Regions from separate parts of the Homo sapiens genome. Here region 2 is linked to region 1. Evidence: read pairs that join two places in POLR2A ChIA-PET (ENCODE). Cell type or tissue: MCF 10A. All regions are shown on one strand. Links, peaks and the distances in the headings refer to the core of each region. The heading gives the core; the rest is flanking DNA. Region 1 overlaps STARD13 (StAR related lipid transfer domain containing 13). Region 2 overlaps STARD13 (StAR related lipid transfer domain containing 13).

Region 1 (8,445 bases), core at 83-8,082:
AATAGAGCCACGCATCTCGCGTCAGTCACATGGGAGAATCCGTAGGACATCGAAGGGACTTTCACCACAGTCAGTCACCACCTTATAATGCACCCAGTCCTGGCAGGGCTTCCAGCCTTGGAATGTCCCTCCCTTTCCTTGTCAATGTGGTGTGGGAAGCACGCAGAGACCACCTCTCTGGCTCCTGTGAAAAAGGAAGGTGGTAATAGGAAGGAAAAGGGGAGAACTAGAGAAACATAAGGAATCAAAACCTGGCTTTTCCGGAGATTTCAGAGCAAGCAAGAGCTAGTAAAAGCGAATCAATCAGAAAAGCGAGGGGAAAAGAGTGAAAAGCAAGGAGAGCAACACCAAACGAATGTTCTTTCTTCGCCAACAGCACTTCTGTGGAATTGAAAAGATTCCAGTCTGCCCAAGGCCTTGAGATCTCAGCCTCAAAGCTGCAGAAGACGAGAACATCCGCAAATAACCCCTTCTATGCCACATTTTAATAGGAAGTACCACCCCATACTCTCCCAAGGCATTGCCCCGAGTCTCAGGGAGAAGGCTTCCTGCAGTGCGATGGGCCCTTCTCCCCGTGCTAAACACTCGCCTCGCATATAAGCACTCATTGCAGTTGACCCTGCCCCACAGAGCCTGACACATTGCCAGCCTTTTGTCTTCCACACTCCTGCATGCCCAGCAGTTTCTATATGATGCAACAGAGTGTCCATGTTTGCCCTTGCAGCTGGCTGTGGGTGAGATGAGGAAGTTTAGCCTTCAATTATGAACCATTTGTATTCAGACATAGTAGTGTGTAAGAGGAGCCTTGCTTTGTTGTCTGAGCTTTTATTTCTGCCCTAAATCAACTGTGCACAGAATAGATTATACCTATTCCTGATGAATATGAAGTCACCGCAGTGAGAGGCTGAACCTGCAATGCTCAGAATAAGAATCTGCTGCATACTCTTCTTATGAATCTTTCTTTCTCAAGAAAACCAACCTTCCTTCATTAGCTGAGCACATTTCTAAAGAAGAGGAAATGGAAGTCCTGATAAACATCATTAAGTCCCGAAAAAGATTAGCATAAACAGGATGCCAAGAGGGAGATTTAATATTATTCAGATGGAATGTGAATTCTAATGCACCACTCATGCTCAGCCTCTCCTCCTAATAGAGCAGTAAGTTTTAAAAGCCTAATCATGCTGGGAAGACTCTTAGTACTCAGTACAAGTGTCCCTGCCCCCGCTGGCTGTTTGTCACTTTTTCTGTTGCCTGCCTCAGATAAAGTGAGCAGTGCTCTGGGGCTATCCAGTGAAATTATCCTTGAGTCCTTGCTTTTTTTTTTTTTTTTTTTTTTTTGAGATGGAGTCTTGCTCTGTCACCCAGGCTGGAGTGCAGTGGCACGATCTCAGCTCACTGCAACCTCCGCCTCCTGGGTTCAAGTGATTCTTCTGCCTCAGCCTCCTGAGTGGCTGGGATTTACAGGCACGCACCACCATACCCAGCTAATTTTTGTATTTTTAATAGAGATAGGGTTTCACCATGTTGGCCAGGCTGGTCTCGAACTCCTGACCTCAGGTGATCCACCCGCCTCGGCCTCCCTAAGTGCTGGGATTACAGGCATGAGCCACTGTGCCCAGCTGAGTCCTTGCTTTTTCATAGCTAGGTTTTTAGGTGAAAGACAACAGAAAGAAGACAGGAAAACTAGACCAAGGGGACACTCATCACTCGCCTTTTATCTTCAAAAGGAAATGAGAGATCACATACAAGAGAGATGCTTATAAAATGAACTCTGCATTGCTGATGGCCATTCTCCCCTTTCTCAAGAGGGTGGCTGGGCTGAGCTTTAACAGTAGATGACAGCAGGACCTGTTATGCCATTTGTGGGACCAGTGAAAAGAGAAAATGTGGGATCACTTGTTCATAAATCATTGAGAATTTCAAAACCAAGACAGCAGAGCATTAAACTAAGTGTGTGAGACCCTGTGTGATGGCCCAGGCTGCCCGTCCATGGGTGACAGACACAAAAGTGAAGGAAAAACATTATGCCCTCCTGGGATCTTCCTCATAACGAAGCTGAGGGAGCTGGGGCTGTTGCCTGCCCATCCACTGTGATCAGAAGGATGAGCAACAGGGCAGGTATGGTGGCTCACACTTAAAATCCCAACACTTTGGGAGGCCGAGGTGGGCAGATCACTTGAGGTCAGGAGTTCAGGGCCAGCCTGGCCAACATGGTGAAACACCATCTCTGCTAAAAATACAAAAATTAGGCTGGGTGCAGTGGCTCACGCCTGTAATCCCAGTACTTTGGGAGGCCGAAGCTGGTGAATCACCTGAGGTCAAGAGTTCTAGACCAGCCTGGCCAACATGGTAAAACCCTGTCACTACTAAAAATACAAAAGTTAGCTGGGCATGGTGGCAGGTGCCTGTAATCCCAGCTACTCAGGGGGCTGAGGCAGGAGAATTGCTTGAACCCAGGAGGCAGAGGTTGCAGTGAGCTGAGATCGTGCCATCGCACTCCAACCTGGGGGATAAGAGCGAGACTTTATCTCAAAAAAAAAAAAAAAATTAGCTGGGCGTGGTGGTGCACACCTGTAATCCTAGCTACTTGGGAGGCTGTGGCAGAAGAATCACTTGAATCCAGGAGATGGAGGTTGTGGTTGAGCTGAGATCATGCTACTGCACTCCAGCACTCCAGCCCTGATAGACAGAGTGAGACTCTGTCTCAAAAAAAAAAAAAAAAAAGGATGAACAACAGGTTTCTTCTCCATTTTTTATGTGGAAAACTATCTCTTGTCAAAAATTCAGATCAAATCCTTGCTTTGGAAACTTTTTTTTTTTTTTTTTGAGGTGGAGTCTGGCTCTGTTGCCCAGGCTAGAGTGCAGTGGCACAATCTCAGCTCACTGCAACCTCTGCCTCCCAGGTTCAAGAGATTCTCCCACCTCAGCCTTCCAAGTAGCTGGGATTCCAGGCACCCACCACCACTCCTGGCTAATTTTTGTATTTTTTAGTAGAGACGAGGTTTTGCCATGTTGGCCAGGCTGGTCTCAAACTCCTGACCTCAGACAATCCAACCACCTCGGCCTCCCAAAGTGCTGGGATTACAGGTGTGAGCCACTGTGCTCGGCCAAAACTTTCTGAAGAAGAAATGATTATTGGAAACCACTCGTTGCCGTCACAGTGTTTTTCTATGAGGATCGAGAGGGGAAGCTCTTCTTCTGGTCTCAGGATCTCTCTATGCCTTAGAAAGACCATCTTCTACTCACTGTGCCCAGTGGCTTTCCACAGCAACCACTAGAAGCCCCATCCCAAAATGGCTTAAATGACAGGAAATTCATGGTCTCACAAAACACAAACAAAAAGTCAGGAAATAGGCCAGCCATGGCGGCTCACACCTGTAATGCCAGCACTTTGGGAGGCCAAGGTGGGTGGATCACTTGAGGTCAGGAGTTCGAGACCAGCCTGGCCAATGTGGCGAAATCCTGTCTCTACTAAAAAATGTAAAAAGTAGCTGGAAGTGGTGGCAGGTGCCTGTAATCCCAGCTACTTAGTAGGCTGAGACAGGAGAATCACTTGAATGCGCCACTGCACTCCAGCCTGGGTGACAGAGCAAGACTCCGTCTCAAAAAAAAAAAAAGTCAGGAAATAGAACGGTTCCAGGGTTAGCTCAATCATCAGCTCATCAATAGCTTTGAAGAGAGGTTCTTTCCATCTTTCCCTTTGGCCATCTTCAGCTACTATAACTGGAATCTGATTTGAGACCACCTTTTCTTTATTAGGTTTATGAAAGAAAATTTTCCTGCTGTACTTCCAACAAAAATCCACAGAAACCAAAATATATATATACGTCTATATTTCCCATGTCCCCTAGAAGACAAGGCCAGGGCAGGAAGGTTATTGTCAGACTTCGAGGCAGCACAATAAATCCCTGACTACCCTCTGGACATCCTAAGATCTCAGTCAGAAAAAGCAGCTCAGAGCCCACAGCTGGAGAGCTGCAGACATGTCTAAAATAATTAAAATAACAATATTTGCTGAAACGAGAAAGAAATTTGGAAACCAAACAATACAAAGATAGCATCTCTGGGATGTGTGTGTGCACGCACATGACTGTGTGCCCAGAAACAGCCCGCAAGACACGGTGGACAAAAGAGGAACGTGCTCGACAATTTAAACAGAAACACTGTCTGCTTTATTCTTTTTGTAGATCCTGATCAACATTTCTCTGCTGTTAAAAAAGTAGGAATTCTTCTCAAATGGAATAATACCTGCTCATATGAGGATAAATATTTGTGAGTCACACTGAAGTATTTACCTTCAGGGCATCTCGATTATGAGAACTCTCGTACAGCACAGCCAGCCCTGTGGTGTGCACAGTCCTGGGCCTCCTTCCAAAATCAGAAAAGCAGAAGATGTAAACAAATCGGAGATGGATCTCACCCCAATAATCACTCACCTGACATCTTGAATTTTTTTCTCTTTTGACAGTACATGCTTTCTTTCCATGCCCTTTGATGAAATTTGGAGTTGTTGCCAGTTGAAGGAAGATAAATATTGTCTGGATTCTTTGTGGCGAATCATCTAAGTATGGCAAAACTGTGCATTTTCTAGACATTCCAAACTTTAAGAATAAAAAAGAAAGTAACTCATATTTTAAGTGACAATATTATCAGCCTGAATATCCTGATGTGTGGGATTAGAGCGATAAACCTTGGAATGCAAAGAAATATTACTAAGAATTCTGTTTTTATGGCCACAAAAAGTAGCAGTGTATAATTTCCCCTGTGATCCATTCGGCTGACATATACAAAAACCTGAGTATGCTCTAATGGCTTGGAATCCTTCCCCTGCTGTTACCACAATTTAAAAGAATGAGGACTGCTCTCCATTTGTTGCAGCAATCAGGAAAGCCTTTGTCACATACCCGAACTTGGGTGGAGGCCGGCCTGGCACACAGAGTGATCAGTAAGACGACCTGTATTAGGCTTTCCTCCAGGTATAGGGGGGATGAGCAGTGGCTGACACTAGTGGCCACTGTCTACCTGACCAGCCACTCAGGAAGGTTCTACCTTGCTTTGCAGAAGTGGGCCAACCCATGAGCCACTGGGGAATGAGAGCTGTGAAAATTGAGGGTTGAAGCAAATCAACTCCCTATAGGCATTTAAAAAATAGCAGACATATTATTTCACTATAAGCCAGGGTGCCCAGGAAAGTTCAGTTCCTTTTTGAATAGCGGGTAAGTCCAGCACAGAAAGTTCCTCTAGAGGGCCTAGAGCTTAACCTGCCCCACCATTGCAGGATCTTCATTCTTGCCGGGCTCTGCTCTGCCTCACTCATTCTCATTAGGGCCACTCTGTCCTTGATGCCTTAATGCTCCATTTATTCATCAAGTAGGGGAGGAGTCTAGACTCTAAGATGAAAAAGGCATGATATGACAATATCTTGAGGTCTGAAAAAAAAGCCACCCAGGAATCATTCTCACTAGAGCCATAGCTTACTGCATAAAAACAAACAGGTAGAAAAGTAAGTGCCAAGAATTCCAAAGAAGAAAAAGTAAATAAATTCCTTAAATCAAAATATGTACTTATGATATTAGTCTGTTTCATGAACATATTCCCCATAAAACTCTCCCCTGCAGGGGCACTGGATATGGCTGTTTATCTGGGATTCTTTCATCCACGACCCACATTGTTTTCACCAAACCTCCCATTGACCAGACGTTCTCAAAATCCCCATGGCAATGTAAACCCTAAAGGGCAGGGAATTTTATCTGTTCTGCTCACTAATGACACCTAGGAACTCTAAGCATGCCTGATACACAGTGGTTACTTAATCACTACTTGTTGAATAAATGAATAAAATAATAATAACATCTGCAGTGTGATAAGATGTAACAGGTCGCAAAGCACATGCACATCTATTTCCTCACTTACTCTCCACAGTAATCCTGTGAGGTGGGGTTTTATTCTTATCTTCATTTCATAGGAGAGGAAGACAGTGTTCGGGTACTGCCTAAAGTAGCTATACTAGTAGTTCAGCATGTACTAATTGGGAGGCAATTCCAGCTCATCCAGTTCCCTTCCCATGCTTCCTCCTCCTCCTCACAACCAAGTGTGGCCTGGCTGACACATCCCTATGGCTTTGTTTCAGGTGGGTCTTTTTCGCAAATCAGGAGTGAAGTCTCGAATCCATGCCCTTCGCCAAATGAATGAAAACTTCCCTGAGAACGTCAACTATGAAGACCAGTCTGCTTATGATGTGGCGGATATGGTGAAACAGTTCTTCCGGGACCTCCCTGAGCCTCTTTTCACCAACAAGCTCAGTGAGACCTTTCTCCATATCTATCAGTGTAAGTGGAAATAATGAGATTGGTGTTCTCGTGGGCATCCTTCCACTTTAATGAAAATAATTCCCTATAGATTGAGTTTTAATTATACGAATAATACATCAATCCATAAAGATGTATGTAATCCTGCTCTCCTCTACGGAAGTAACTTTTGCTCAAAGTTTGATATGGAAATCCACAAGCCATTTTTTTATGCATTTGAAAATACCTTTTTGACATCAAAATATTCCTTCTCAAAAGAGTTTTGTGTATGATCTAAAACAAACTTTCAATACATTTACAAAAATTTAAAATGAAAAAGGGACACAATAGAAGTTGTTTTATATATAGGTATTTATTAAAACTTATTCAATTTTTTAAAAAAGTAAGCATTTCTTTGGGATATAGGAAATTCAAAGTGACATGAATTAAAATGACAGGAAATAAAAACAAATGTATTTTAGCACAAAGTATCTTCATTGGTGAAAAGTAAGCAAACCAAATCAAGTCTTAAGCTTAAATAAACTTATTTATATTTTCACTTGGATTTTTTTTAATAATGTTAAGTTCTCAGCAAAGCCTGTATAATTAAAATAATCCCTGAAAATAACAATTGTTGATTAAGAAGCATATCCTACTATAAGTGGTTGCAATGGGGGTATTAGAAATAAACACATGGGCTGGGCATGGTGGCTCACGCCTGTAATCCCAGCACTTTGGGAGGTGGAGGTGGTTGGATTGTCTGAGGTCAGGAGTTCAAGACCAGCCTGGCCAACATGGTGAAACCCCATCTCTAACTAAAAGATACAAAAATTAGCCAGGCATGGTGGCGGGTGCCTGAAATCCCAGCTACTCAGGAGGCTGAGGCAGGAGAATCACTTGAACCCAGGAGACGGAGGTTGCAGTGAGTGGAGATTGCACCACTGCACTCCGGCCTGGGTGACAGAGCGAGACTCCATCTCAGAAAAAAAAGAATGAAATTAAACACGTGACTCTTTGCTAGATATGACAATGTTAACATTATGAATTATTTTGATGGTCCAGATCCCAATTCATGGGGGAAAAAAGCCATTTGGCCCATGGACTTTGAGTTTTGAGTTTTCAGCAAAATATGCCTGAAATGGACCTTGACATGGACTTGATTCAATTTGAAGAATATCCATGCTATAGAGAATTCTGTATAAAATGTGTTTAAGGAGTCCATGATACTGCAAACTCAGAAAGGATTGTAATCAGAACCACTTGTGAAAACAGATTAAGGTGGCAACCCACTAAGTAAATATTAGTTTTTCAAAGTAAGTAGATTAAGTTAAGTTAATGGTACAAGTTGCTAGAGCCCAAACAGGGAGTTCTTGATGTTGTTGCTGTGAGAGGTTGAACTACATTTTTCAATTAAGTCTCCCTTATGGTTTGGAAGTATCAGATATGAGTCTTTTACATTTAATCAGTTCTTGGATTAAAGTTGACACTAGTCTAAGGCTAAAGCCACATTACTTTCAAGAAATAAATGTCTTTGGCCCTTTCTGAGTCACAAGCAAGAAGCCAGATCAAAGCAGGCTTTATTTTAGCTGAGCAAACATTTACAGAGCGTGACTTCTGTACTGGGCACCGTGCTTAGCATGGCAGAGCATATGGATGGATGAGACTCACTCTCTGATCTTAAGGATCTTACAATTGAGGGAGATGAGGCATGAACACAAAAAACTCCAACACAACAAATTTGGAGAATTTCCATAGAAAGGTTACAAAGAAAAGTCCAAGGAGGGAGAGATGAAGAATGAGGGCTTCATGGAGGAAGTGACAACTGAAGGCTGAGATATGTGAGGAACACATTTTGGGTACCTGCTCGGCAGATAGCATAAGCAGAAGTCAGGAGAGCCCAGTGTATTCATCTGGCTTGCATGTATGGCAGACATACAAAGTGACACCAAATGACACTGAAAAATGACGCTGGGGCCATAAAGGAAGGACATTGAATATTAGGGCAAGGAGTGTATGCTTGATTCATTAAGCATTGGGGAACCGTCGGGTGTTGTTGAGGGACTTACCAGTTACAGTGTTCTCAGCTGTAAAGACAGAACCAAATATCCAACGAACAGTCATTTGAACAGTCATTTAAACAATAAGTACATTTTATTAT
Region 2 (8,445 bases), core at 298-8,297, 130 kb before region 1:
AATATTTCCCTGCCTCCTGCCCATATCAACAGAATACTTTCAAATGCTAGAATATAGGCAACAGCTATGAAGGGATTGAGAGGCCTAAAACAATACTCAACAAATCAGCAATAATGACAACTCAGCACAGTGACACTGTCTCACAGAGCCTGTAAAGGTGCTCACCTGTGTCACACGCACGTGTTCTCTCTCCAACACTGTTAAGCCTATTGTCCTGACTACCCCTTGGCATATCCACTCTGTTGAGGTGTACAAATTATCCTCTTTGCCGCTGACTTGACCTCATGCTGTGCCTCTGACCTCAGTCCGCTTTGCCACCCACTACCCCATCAGCCTAGTGTCCTATCTGCTGGGGACCAACCAGCCCACTTTGTCTGAGATTCAATAGTTTCCAGAGACATTAGGCTTTCAGTGTTAAAATGAGGATCACTCCAGGCAAAGCGGGATGGCTGATCACCCTGTGTGTGTCAGACTGTGCATCCCAATAGTGCATATATTCAATTGCAGCACTAATACATTTTACAATTTGATCACCAATTGACAGCACACCTGGACAGGGTGTTCCCCCATGGTCTGTGGCAGGCCTGTTGAAAAACCTTCATTTATGTTTTGTTCATTGCTCATCAAATTTGTATCCGTTCAAGAGAGGCCTTTATTTTTATCCCGTTCAGTCTAGGCATCATCTTTAGATCGTACTATTTTGAAAGTTCAATTTCAGGCTTTGATGATACGCTTATAAATCAGAGCTACCCTTGACATAAATCAGTAGAATCAACGCCATACATTGAAGGGGGTCACCGTGGTCTCGGGGGCCACATGAAGCAGACACAGCTGTACAGCTGTCAGCAGAGGTGGCCGAGAAGGCATCCCTGCCCTCATCACTGACCGGCAGCCTCGGCCTTCACAAGGAGGTCCCCCTCACCCAGCAGTGCTGCAGCTAGAGCCCAACAGCATGCTTCATCTTATAAATACACGCTGCGGCCCTTGTTGTAGGTGGAACCTTCATTTAGTGCTCAACTTAAGTTCTGTGTGGATAATTGTGTTCTTTGGGGTAATTGTGTTTTTCCTGGATGAAGCATGTACTGCATATATTATTTCCAGGCATGTTTACGCTGTCCATTGGCTTAATGTAGCTTTTAAAATGGTCTGTGTGTTAACACCTATTCTTAATTGCCAGAATTTGAACTCAAGGGCAAGAATAGTGAACATCACATCACAAATCCATGTTCAAAGGAGGAATACAGCACCTGTCTTTCTACCGAGGTCTAAGAAGTCTTTTAGGAAGTCTGGCTGTCCATAGTCATTGCCTTAAGACCATAAAAACTATCCTTTTAGCAGGACTACAATGATGGTAGGCAAAGAACACACATGGTGTTCTGGAGGCATAAAGTTAGGGCTCTTTTCTGGTTCATGGAAATACCACATGATACTAGGATCTAAGTATCATGGGAAAATTGTTTGGTGGTGACCTTTTTATATGTCCCTAAAATAATCCAAAAAACGGAAAATGACTGGGTCAGATCATCTGTGACATGGGCCCAAGGTCAGTACCTTAGGGAAGCTCGCTTGGTGGGTGATGTGCTCACTGTCTTCTTTAACCCACCAGCTCTCTAACATTCTCAGGCAAAGGCAACACATTTTCATCCTTTACAACCCTCGTCGTACCACCTACTGGCACTGTAAAACTTCTGCAACTTGCGTCAAATCCAATTTTATTGGAAAAGTACTTTCAGATACAAATCTTGCTAAATGATTTGATGTGGGAAAAGTTAGAAAAATATCTAAGCAAACATTCTCCTGGATCAGTCTTCAATTGTGTGATTTCGAGCAATTCTTCCGTAATTCAAGTGAAACACATACCTGCTGGGTCAATACTATTGATAGTGACAAAATTGGTTTCCCTCTGACGGCTTCAACATTATGTTGGAAGCCCTGCATGTGTAGATCTTAAAGATTGGGATTGATAAAGTGAGAACTGTTCAAAGCTGAAACTGGTTGTTTAGTCCATTTGAAAGTATGCGGAAGGGAGGGACCTGAATATGGCCCATAGAGTGAAAATCTTCTCCGTCACTCACTGTGGTTAGAAACAAATGACAGAGGGCTGTTGTGCAGCTATTTCAGTATTGTAAATGGAACATCTAGCACTCTGTTATCACTGCTCCCAGGGCAGCCTCTTGAGGCCCTTGGGCCATCCCAGCCTCACCATGTTCTCCTCTCCATGTTGTCAAAAATAGGCAGGACGTAGGAGTGTGGCAACCGGAGAGGGATTAAAGGCAGGGAGTTCCAAATAAAGGGCAGCCTCTGAGCTGTAAAAGCTGCTCACAATTTTGGATACATCATATACATAACCAGAATAAATTGAATTAGAAGATGATGGTCTTTCCTTTTTAGTGCCAGAGGGCCATTTATCATGTAGGAAATATTTAATGTAGTAATGATAGGAGTATCTTATTTAACGTGTGATTATTTTTATATCTATTTTATATCTTTAGCCTTTTAGGATGAATAAAGCTTATCGTTTTGATTTTCAGCCTTTACCAGAACTCTGAAGAAGTAAGGTTTTGCTAGTTTGTCTGTTTTGGAAAGGAAGGGAATTTACTTTGAAATTGTGTTCAGGATTAGGTGTTACTCATTTAATGTAAGTAGCAGCCTTACTTGACAAGCTAAATAGGGTGGTAAATCTGAGGTTTGCAGAGTAGACTTCTAAAATCCCCATCTAACATTAAAAATGTATTTCATTATAGCTTACCATCAAGGGAGGAACTAACCCAACATATAGATATGCCCATACTTTACACAAACAGCCAATTAGACATATGTATTTTCTTTTGATGAAAAGAGAAGCTTTTGGAAATGCAAACATGTGCATCCACTTACTAAGAGTCTACCAGCCTCTTATGTGGGACTGACATAATGATGTCTTGTGCACTTCCTCTTTTAAAATACAAAAATAAATGACACTGAGACCAAAAGCTCTGCAAATTAGTGGCTATTCAGGCTTGATAACTGTACTGAATGCACATGGTTTTCTGATGATGGCCACAGCTGGGGAATGAATCATCCTAACCTGGCAGACTGTTTTAGTAAACCTTTCATTTTAATGAAGTGATTCACTTGGAAAGAGGGGCAATGCAGCGAGCATAAGGCCCAGATACTTCCTTCAGCAGCCCAAAAATGGCTCAGAGCCACAGAATCTTGTCATTTGATCATCCTGGCAGGCTTGAAAGTGAAAGAATCCCAGGCGGCCTGTCAACCTCAGTGGGTCCTACCTCCTGTAGACCAGATGTTTGTGCAGCATCATCTCCCCCCATGCTCACAAAAATCCTGTGAGGTTGATGTGATGATATTTTATAAATAAAAACATGAGCCTCAGAGAGTTAAATAACTTACAACTCAGGCATCTTAGATTCTACACTATATGTGTTGCTGTTCCTTGATCTTATCTTGTTCTCTCTTCTTCCTCTACCTATAACGTCTCCCTTCCCTTCCCTTCCTTATCCTATTCCCATTTCTCCCCTCCTTCTATGCTTTCACTTATTCAAAGCATAGTGAGCTTCTACACCATGCCATGCCCTATGATAAATGCCAGGATCCAGTAATGAACAAGACAGACTTAAGTCTTGTCCTCATACAGTTTATGATCTAGCAAACAAGAACAGATGTGTGTTCAAATAGAGACTAAGGAACATGGGAGGAGGGGCAAGACATCTGGAAGGGATGCTTCATAGGAAGAGAGCAAGTGTACTGGTTGACAGACAGACTGAGAATATTTAAAGATTTCAACAGCATGGGTCAATGGGCCAAAATCACTGGTTGAAATTACACAGGAATAAATGTAAATCTGCCATTTCATATTATATAAATACAGAACTGGGACCACATGACTTCATAGGGTTCCAAGTGATGTTTGAAGCCTCAGCAATATGAAATAATGCCTTTAAAAGGATGCAGTCTTAGGCTGTGTCTGTACCAGCATGGGTTCCAGAATGAAGTTGCTTGTAATTCCATGCCACATCTGCAACTCTCTGCAGGGCTTTCTTGTTTTAAGGGAGACATTGGTTACAAGACAGTGAATACTGTTTTTGCGAGAATAAAATTCTCCAGAATTATATATTTCCCTTGGTAGAAGGTGAGAGACACACACTTAATTCTTATTCATTCCTCTGCGCTAATGAGCTTTCCTATAGGGAACTTTTGGCTTGGTAGATATGAACTAGGAGGAGATAATTGGCCCCCCAAAGTAACTGACTTTCCTTAACAATACCTAGCAATGTCTACTGCTCAGAATTTTCAGAGAATTATTTTCCAGATTTTTTTTTATTGTTGTTGCTCTTTTAGTCTGATTGAGGAAACAAAATAAGGGTGTGTAAAGCTGCTGTAAAAGAACATAATTAGTTTATGATGGGGGCTGGGCACAGTGTCTCATGCCTGTAATCCCAACACTTGGAAGGCTGAGACGGGGGGATCACTTGAGCCCGGGAGTTCAAGACCAGCCTGAGCAACGTAGTGAGACCTGATCTCTACAAAAAATCAAAAAAATTAGGCAAGCATGGTGGCAAATGCCTGTAGTCCCAGCTACCCAGGAGGCTGAGGTGGGACTATTGTTTAATCCTGGGAGGTAGAGGTTGCAGTGAGCCGAGATGGCGCCACTGCACTCTGGCCTGGGTGACACAGTAAGACCCTGTCTCTAACAAAATAAATAAATAAATAAATAATAACAGATAATTGGTGTATGATGGCATTAGGAAGAAACGAAAGGGAGACAGTTTGAGGAAGTGGAAAGGATACTGTCATTGGAATTAAACATGCAGATTTAAATACCAACTATACCTGTATTAATTGATACAGACAGGTTATTTAACACTCTCTGAGGCTTAGTTTCCTTAATTGCAAAATGGTATACTAATATCTGCATTGTACGATTGTTGCAGGGATTAGAAATAATATTGGCAAATTCATGACCAAAAAGCCTGGCACATTGTAGGTGGCTAAGGAAACCTTGAGAAAAGAAATCATTCAAAGAAAGGAGGTGGAGTCAAAGACGAATTCTTGGAAGAAATGCATTTTTAGATTCATACTTAAGAAATCGTAGACATAGACTGACTGAATATTAAGAAACCCATTACAGACGGAAGAAACAGTGACAAAATGAAGAAGTAAGGTCAAGGCCTTGTGTAGATACTATTGTGTTTTCTTTTTGGTCAACTGAGTCATCGTGAGTTAGTGTGTTCTCTTAGGATTGGAATTTATTGACAGCTGCTTGTGGCCAGTGATAACCTTTGTGTGTCTGTTGATTTCCCTGCTTCGAAATCCTCCTACCATTTAGGAAATGATGTTATCGTGTTCCCAACTTTTTTTTCCTCATTTTAATGTATAAAGCTAGCAGTCATTTCAATGTCATGTAGCATGTCACCTATTTTTCATGAAACACATTTGCAATGGCTGCCTTTAAAATATAGTACTCATTTATCTTCCTTTATCAGAAATATCTGGCAAGGGGAAAAAGGAGTTTTGTTTTCTTTTCTCTTCTTTAGTAGAAATGATTTCCCAACTTATTAGTGAAAAGTAGCTTATTTAAAATTTATTGTTTTAAAGAAAACTAGATGATATGTTCAACTTGCCACCCTAAAATCTAAGACCAGGGAGTATCAAGCTCATTCAATAAATACAACTAATAATTTAAAATATTATGTAATTCAGGTGTTTTGGGAACACCCAAACACTGAATAAGGGAAAGGATAATGGTGAGAAAGAAACAAAGTGACTGGAGAAGTGGAGGAAGAAGAAAAATCAAAATATGGGAAGCAAAAGGGGAAAGGAATGGGAGGAATACCAAAACAAAAGAAGATAAATGAAGGAGAAAAGAAAGACAAAAAACAGGGAAGAGGAATAGAGGGATGGGGGAGCAGTGTGGAGTGGGAGTCACTGTACCTAAGGCCAGAGGCCCTGCTGCTCCTTCCCCACCCATCATTCAAGTCTGGACCCCAACTGGTAGGTAACACTGGAAGCTACAGCTCACAAATCTCTTAATGCTCTCACATGCCCAGGATCGCCATAGACTTCCAGTTTTAAGTAGTGACTAAAAATTCCTTTGTTATTAAAAGTCTATTAAATTACATTCCTTTATTCTTCCTTTTTTATCTTCTTCTTTTTTTTAGAGAGAGAAGTTCTCACTCTGTCGCCCAGGCTGGAGTGCAGTGGCAGGATTATAGCTCACCACAGCTGGTTGCCACCACACCCAGCTAATTTTTTATTTTTTGTAGAAATGAGGTCTCACTATGTTGCCCAGGCTGGTCTTGAACTCCTGGACTCAAGCAATCCTCCTGTCTTGGCCTCCCAAAGTGCTAGGATTACAGGCATGAGCCACCATGCCCAGCCTTCTTCTTCTTAACGATAGCCCTGACTCATTCGAAAGTCAAGACAATAATAGAAATGTAAGTTTAAAATGTTATATGCCCATTTATTCAAAATTAATATTTTTAGCCTCATTGAGTCTTCAAGTGCAGTATATAAGGACCCCCCAGAAGATGAGGTAAATCACCCACATGAAAAGCCCTTTGTGTCAGTGGTCCCCAACCTTGTTAGCACGTCAGAATCACCTGGCCATTCATGAAAACCTGGGGTGTCTGGGCACCTCAACTGAGAGTGGTTTGAATTGGGGTCTCAGCACCCACTATTTTGTAAGCATCTCAGGTGATGGGAAGTTCAGCCAGTGCTGAGAATTGTGCGTTTTGGGCGATAGCAGTAGAGTGAGTGAATCACGGTTCCAGCACTTACAAGTGAGGGCCATTCATATACATATATAACTGGGATATCTAATATATAGCAAATTGAAAATTTGTAATACAATAGATATGTAATATATTTGATATTGTACTTGATATTATATTTGGTGTCTGTTATATATACAGCAAATTGCAAAAATATATGATAGAAATATATATTATATCTAATATAACGTATATTAGGCACCCTGAAACATGTTATGAAAAGACTAGCTCCAAAAAATGAGAGGGCACTGGTCATATGGAGCAGTTGTCCTGGCGACGGCATTGCAGAGACCTCATGTTGAATTCGTGTCTGCTTGTCCATCATCTGAGCACAGTGCTCATCACGTTGCCCCCATCGCCTGCTGAATTGAGTACTAAGTCCCCACTCAGAGTGTCCCTCCATTCTGACTCTCTGCCGCCTGGTATCTTGGCTCCAGACAAACCAAGCCGCACTTTCTCTTCTGGACTTTTTTCCAGCCGTTTTATTTATTTATTTATTTATTTAATTTATTTATTTATTTATTTATCCGAGACAGAGTCTCACTCTGTCACCCAGGCTGGAGTGCAGTGGTGTGATCTTGGCTCACTGCAACCTCCGCCTCCAGGGTTCAAGCCATTCTCCTGCCTCAGCCTCCCAAGTAGCTAGGACTACAGGCATGTGTCACCACACTCAGCTAATTTTTGTATTTTTACTAGAGACGGGGTTTCACCATGTTGGCCAGGCTGGTCTCGAACTCCTGACCTCAGGCGACCCACCTGCCTCGGCCTCCCAAAGTGCTGGGATTACAGGCATGAGCCACCACACCCAGCCCAGCCATTCCTTTAAACTGGACCAATCTATAACTCTCTCCATAACCACACCCTTGTCACTGTCTTTTGAAATTTTATCCATCCTTCAAGGTCTTCTTCCAAGAAGCAATCTTAATTCTCTTGCCAACAGATAATTCTTTTTGCTTTTGAAATCCCACCGCATAGTGTTTTATTCTCTCCTCTCTCTCTCTCTCTTAGTTTTTGTTTTTGTTTTATGGTCATCAATATTTTTATTATTTTATTTGTCTAATAACCTGAGTGAAGGTTTAGAATATCTTCTATATCTTTGGATCCTCGTTGGATCTACCTAGCACAGTGTTTTGCACAGAAAGTGCTCAACAAATATTTATTCAATAGAATTAATAAAATTTTTAAAAAGATGTTGATAGGGGTATGAAACCTATTGAAATATGAAACTTAAATTTAAGCAGGTGTGATTGTTGAAACAAATGGCTGGTTTTAGAAGATGCTTGTCTGTTCCTAGACATACAGACTTAGACAAAGATACAGCCCTGAGAAGCTCAGGTGGACTAGAGATGTGTGTGTGCCTGTCTGGGGTACATTAGGTGCATAGAAAGTGAATGAATAGGTAACGTTCTAGCCAACCCTGACTTGATGGTAGTGCTTTCCTCTTTTGTGAAGCAACACAGCCACTTATTCATCTTAAGTCACTTCTCCTTACCTCTCTTTGATGCGCATGTCTTAAATTATAACCCTGGGATTTATTATCTTTTGCTTCAAGAGACAGACAAAGCATTTATGTCTATGAACACAGTGCAGTTGCCCTTCTACCCACACACTAAAAAATGAATTAAAAAATTGCCAAGCTTGAGCTTATTCATTACAATGTTTCTCTGGATAACAG

What was found. Peaks named below come from ENCODE experiments on the same cell type or tissue, not always from the same donor. Only the 100,000 strongest peaks of a DNase experiment are listed, where the experiment ranks them.
Region 2: POLR2A ChIA-PET joins it to region 1 with 5 read pairs; 2 of 35 experiments call an interaction of 5 or more read pairs at or near these places.

The regions. Positions count from the first base shown.
Region 1 is chr13:33,115,949-33,124,393 of GRCh38, reverse strand. STARD13 (StAR related lipid transfer domain containing 13) reads left to right here. Exons shown (of 14, transcript NM_178006.4): 8 at 6,131-6,329. Among named protein-coding and RNA genes, the nearest start is that of KL, 100 kb to the right of the region's middle. In MCF 10A, for the core only: no CTCF peak of the experiment used is centred there; a DNase peak (open chromatin) is centred at 4,323.
Region 2 is chr13:33,246,051-33,254,495 of GRCh38, reverse strand. All of the region lies in intron 1 of STARD13 (StAR related lipid transfer domain containing 13), which reads left to right. Among named protein-coding and RNA genes, the nearest start is that of STARD13-AS, 27 kb to the left of the region's middle. RefSeq lists an enhancer at 3,110-3,319. In MCF 10A, for the core only: no CTCF peak of the experiment used is centred there; DNase peaks (open chromatin) are centred at 3,145 and 5,175.